2 separate regions of the Homo sapiens genome follow, and region 1 is linked to region 2. The links are chromatin contacts, found by Hi-C in ENCODE. All regions are on one chromosome and are shown on one strand. Each heading gives the region's core, a stretch centred on a gene start or an enhancer-like site at or near the end of the contact. The rest is flanking DNA. Distances are from core to core; before and after follow the strand shown. Region 1 overlaps FHOD3 (formin homology 2 domain containing 3). Region 2 holds the start of GALNT1 (polypeptide N-acetylgalactosaminyltransferase 1).

Region 1 (2,700 bases), core at 90-2,589, 1.0 Mb after region 2:
ATATGTTTTAGAAAGGGGTTCATATTGTTCTAAAAAAATATAGGGCAGTCTCCACTCAGATGGTCCTTTTGCATCATTTGAATTTAACTCTCACGATCATCCTCTGTAAGATTCAGACAGGACAGGTTTTATTAACCTCATTGTACAAGTGAGAAAACAGATGGGGCTAAGTGCCTATTCCAAATCACAGGACTAAGGGCTATGACCAAGGGCTGGGCCCTTGGCTCTTAATATCCAAAGTATACAGACTCCTTCCCAGTCAACCACATCCCAGCCAACCACTCCTAAACATATTCTTCAAGCGAGATGATTAGAGAGACAATTTGATTTACATTCCTTGTAGGTATTTTTTTGTTTGAGGTAAATACAAAAATTCAAAGACTTGGAGAGAAATGCTTAGTCTCCCTGTAGACTTAAGCCAGCTATGTGCTTTAATTCTAATAAAGACTAATAAGAGCTTGAACTCAGATTTGTTTGCTTTGGTTTCTTAGGAAATACAACTCTACACTGAGCATTTGCCCAGTAAGGTACAAGTTTATTGGTCATTGGTCAACTAAAAGCATCTTTATGGGACCATGTGTGTCATAATGAGTTTCATCTTTGCACTTAAAGTTTACAAATTTCATTGGAAGGGGAAAAAATCTTAGTGCTAGAAAGTTCTTAAAATTTAGCCCAAAGCAGGAGCCCTTTCTGTCAAGTTCCCAAGAGATGGGGTACACTTCCAGGCATGGGTGCTCTTTCTCCTGAGGTACCCCATCTGCCCTTGAACTATTCTGTTTATCCTGGTTCTTCCTCTGTTGACAAAAACAGGGCTGCTTCCTGCTCTGTGTGTCAGTCCTTCTGATACCAAACACTGCATGGGACTTAACACGTGAACTTTCAGTTTCATCCTGCTGATTTCCACACAACATTCCAAACTATAGAAGTAATTTTGAACTTCATTTAGTCACTAATGTTAACAGTTGTGCCATGCAGCTTTCAGTCATGTGTATATTTTAATATACGTGGAAGAGTGACCTGGCAGATAGTGGATGTTGACAACTGGTTAGGGAGTGGAGGGTCCAGACTAGTGCCACGTGCCTCAGCAGCAGGGTCTGCAAACTTTCTCTGTCAAGGGCCAAGTAACATGTTAAACTTGGAGTACCAGACGGTCTCTATTGCAACTACTCAACTGAATTCTGCCTTTGTAGCACGTCAACAGCCATCAGCCACTGGTACTGGCATGAGCATGGCTGCATTCCAGTGACATTTTATTTATAGACACTGAGATTTGAATTTTACATGTCATGAAATATTATTCTTTTGATTTTTTTTCAACCATTAAAAATGTGAAAACCACTCTTAGCTCACAGGCCGTATAAAAACAGGTGGTAGGCCAGATGTAGCCCACAGGCTGTAGTTTGCCAACCCCTGTCCCAAGGGTCTGGGTTTCTTGAGGGAGGTTGGGGGAAATTGGCAAAGGAGAGTATGTGGCATATGAGAGAAGAATCCACTGTGTTATGTGTGAGGGCTATGGGGAACAGTATTCTTAGATTTGGTGTTAGAGCAAGGAAGTCAAAGGAATATTCCATGAAGAGATAGAGACTATAGGGGACTTTGCTGATGGCTGATCATGAGTTCCCAGGGCACAGAGGAAGATTGAGGGGTCGGAGAAGGGCAAGAGATAAGCCAGATTGAGGGACACATGGAGAGGGAGGGGACTATGTGATGAGTCCAGGGAAGATTGGACTGTGCAGGCCGGGATTGGTCCCAGTGGTCCCTTCGGGCAGTGGTTCTTGACCGGGGTGATTTTGCCACCTAGGAGACATCTGGACACATTTTTGGTTGTTATAACTGGGACGGGGTGGTGCTGCTGGCATCTAGTGGGTGGAGTCCAGGAATGCTGTTCTACTTAGTGCAGGATAGCCCCCTGCCAAACAAATAATTATCTGTTTTAAAATGTCAGTAGTGTTGAATCTGAGAAATTCTGCCTTAGGGGAAGGCAGATCGTTGGTTATGTAATCCACATGATGCTGAGATAGAGAGTGTTTTGGCTATTGGAAAGGGTAGTTTTCTTAGAAGCATTTGGAACTCTGTGCACCTACCTTAAATATTCATGTGCATGGGTCAAAATTGACTCTTTTTCAGAGAATATAATCAGCTAAAACACAGATCTATAGAATATATTTCTAGTTTAAAAAAATCCATTGGCATTTTACAAACAAATGTCATGGAAACAGATTCCTTAAATGAGATATGAATTGTCTTTCACAGCTGACTGGTTACTCTGGGCTACTACATGGTTTACAGTAGAGTCTTTTTTTTGATTTTAAGTCCGTTTAGCAAAGTTTCACGCTTCAAATTCTCAGGAAATATGCTTGAACACTTTTAGGGGACCAAGCCTTGACTTAATCTCATGCTACTCTCAGTAACTGAAATGCCAACAAATCCAATTCTAATCGGCTTCATACACATCCATCACTCCAAAAAATTGACATAATGGAATGTGACACCAGCATAAAACAAGTTGGCAAGAGAGAACAATGATTATATAAGAGAGGTGTGACAGTCTACATCCAGGCTTCACGAACCTGTTCAGAGGAAGAGGAACCTGGCACAGTCTCACCAGAAATGTTCAAGTGGAGCTGAGGAATCTGCATTGAGAAGCAGCAGTGGGCAACTCTCCTCTTGGCTGCCGATACTTTCAACTGATGGTCAAGA
Region 2 (2,700 bases), core at 109-2,608:
CTCCCAAGATAAGAGTATTTTTTAACGATGACAACTTTATTCCAAAGTGAAGTTTCCTTGTGGAACAGTAACAGGCTAGTCATGATTGACTTTGTTTCAAAATATTATATAAGTACTTTTAAAATAGTAACTTTTAACTTTTATTTTAGAATACTTGGAAGATGTAGACAAGCAAAAACAGGATACTAAAATTCCAGAGATAATCTTCAGGTTTTTTTTTTTTTTTTTCGGACAGCCTTTTGGTTATGTGAGAGGTAATATAAATTTAAAAGTGGGACCACTTAAATATTAAGTAATCTCTTATTGCAGCTCTTGGTTGGCAAGCAATAAGACACAAACCTCTGAATTATTTAAGTAGAAAATTAATTTATTAAAAGAATGGTTGGTTATGCCTCGCGTGAGTGACAGAGCCAGGGTTTTGTCTTCTATCTTCAGGGCAGGGTACAGCTGGGTATTGGAATTGTACCAAGCAGTGTTTCCCAAGGGGGCACAGAGGGAGGGCCCCTCTCCGGGCACTGTGCGGGAGCCACTTCCCCAAACAGTCCCCGTTCTGCAAGGGCCCCGGCGTTGCTGCCCCCGAGACCCGGGTGCCTGCCCCGGCGGTGCGGGTCGCGGGCCTCCGCTCTCGCCGTCCTCCCTCAGTCCCGGGCCTCCTGCATCGCGGTCGCCAGGCGCAGGCTCAGCGCGGCTGACAGCGCTCCAGCTCCCGCGCTCGCGGCCGCCTCAGGCAGCCGACCGGGTTGGGGCGGCCCCGCGCTCGGCCCGGGAGCCGATCCGCTGTGAGGGCTCCTCCATCTCCTCCCACCCCGTGACCTGCTCGACGCGCAACAGCCCGAGTTGTCTTTAACTTGCTGCGGCAGCCTCTTTGTCCCGACCCAGGGTCGGGGGCACCTCTCGGCCTGGCCCGGCCCTGCCCGTAGCCGTGTGAGCGGGGGCCGGGACTGGGCGGTCGGTCCGGGAGGGGCGCCGCGCCCGACCCCGGAGTCCCGAGCCCGAGGGGAGCGTCGCGGCCCCGCGGTGGGCTCGCCGCAGCGGAGGGGGCGCGCATCCGGGTGAGCGCCGGCGCCCCCGCCTCCCCCGCGCAGCCGCACGGGCCGCCGCCGCCGCTGCCGCCGAGCACGCAGCGCAGGGAGGACCGCGCCCGAGCGCCTGCGGGCGCCCTGCGGCGCCCGCCGCGCGACGAGCCCCAAGTGAGCGGGCAGGCGGCGCGCATGCGGGGCGGCCCGGAGTAGCGCCGCCCGAGCCCGCGAGCGGGGCGCCCGGAGTAGCCGCCGACCCGAGCCGGGCGCGGAGGCGGGGGCGGGCGCGGCGGAGCGGGGCCCGGCCGGACCCGCCCGCCCGCCGGGGGAGCCGCCGGCAGTGGCCGAGGAGCGCGCGGCGGACGGCGGCCCGAGAGTAGCGCGCTGGCCGCGGGACCGGCCGCGACCGCCGCGGCCGGCCCGGAGGACGCCTGCCGCCGCCGCCGCCGCGCGCCTAGCGAGGTGAGTGTATCGCCCGCGGCTGGGCAGTCCCGGAGCCGCAGCGCTGCGCGCGGGTCGGAGGTGGAGAAAGAGGCCCCGCCGCGGCCGCGTCCCCGGTCCCTTTGTGGCCGGCGCTGCCTGGGGCCGGGGCGCGGGCACGCTCGGCGCGGGTTCGGGTCTGGGACCCCGGTGCCGTTGGACACGCGGCGTCTCTGGTTGGCAGCTTTGGCGAGCAGCGAGTTTCCGTCCTAGTTTGACATTGAGTTAGAACCGTTTTTCTTTAGAAGACGGAAGTTTGTTTTATTGACAAAAATAAAGCTAAATATGGCTTCTGGGTTCGGCCGTGTGGTACTTGCAACCGCGGTGCCAGCCTGACCCTCGCGGCGCCACGGGGGAGGGGAAGACACGCCGGCAGCGGGGGAGGGGGCTTCCCGGCCCGCTGCCCCCGAGGAGGACCCGGACCTAAATTAGCAAATGTTTGTGGTTGGGAAGTAGCGGGCTTTAGGTAATGTAGTAGCTTTTCCGCTTTTCCTGGAAGAATGAATGAATGAGATGTCATTTACTCATCCATAATCAATACGTTGCCCATTTAAGCATTTACCAGGAATTGGGATGATTTGCATTGTCATTGCTTCTCTTATCTGGTCAGCCTTGCTAGATGAGGTTCCCTTACTCCCCAGATTTGTGACCTTGTCCTCATTCTCAAAGCCACTGAGCTAACCAACCCGTCTACCAAACTCACTTGGCATTTTTTTGGTCAAGTGGGCAATAGGCAAAGTAGTCTTTCTGAACTGTTTCTGGAGGGCAGAGAATGTCACTTTGATCATATCTTATGTTTAATACATTGCTTTATAATCGTGTCAAGAACGCTGAGAGTTAGGAGGTCTTGTCATTTCACAGATGAAATAGTGAAGGCCCTAAGAAGTTGCAACTTTTCAGGTCACAATCTGAGCAGCAGAGTTGGGATTCAAACCTAGACCTTGTTAGTCCAGTCCTCTTTACATCACATCTGTGTCCAGACCTGGACTGTCCAGCGTGGGAGCCACTAACCACATGTGACTATTAAAATTAAATTTTAAAAATTCAGCTCCTCGGTCACAGTAGCCACATTTCAAGTGTTCCATAGCTAAATGTGGTTCTTTGCTACAGTTGAACAGCCCTGGTCTAAATTATACATACATTTGTTGTGTCAGTAAATATTTACTGAATGCGATCTGTCTATGAGGCACAGTTTTAAGTT

What was found. Hi-C counts contacts between places; a loop is a spot of excess contacts on that map. Pooled maps may share reads with other maps.
Region 1: a loop to region 2 is called in a map with no recorded cell type, with 4 times the contacts of the local background. The contact joins the enhancer-like site here to the promoter of GALNT1 in region 2. A Hi-C loop is called at or near these places in 4 of 37 single-sample maps with no recorded cell type and 2 of 50 pooled maps.

What each region holds. Positions count from the first base shown.
Region 1 is chr18:36,628,077-36,630,776 of GRCh38, forward strand. The region is part of intron 10 of FHOD3 (formin homology 2 domain containing 3); the gene reads left to right. Among named protein-coding and RNA genes, the nearest start is that of TPGS2, 200 kb to the right of the region's middle. Within about 2 kb of position 1,340, at least 3 of the 41 ENCODE cell types and tissues checked have a DNase peak (open chromatin) inside an H3K27ac peak, as active enhancers do.
Region 2 is chr18:35,580,382-35,583,081 of GRCh38, forward strand. GALNT1 (polypeptide N-acetylgalactosaminyltransferase 1) reads left to right here and starts at 1,359. Exons shown (of 12, transcript NM_020474.4): 1 at 1,359-1,481. RefSeq lists a silencer at 401-1,100.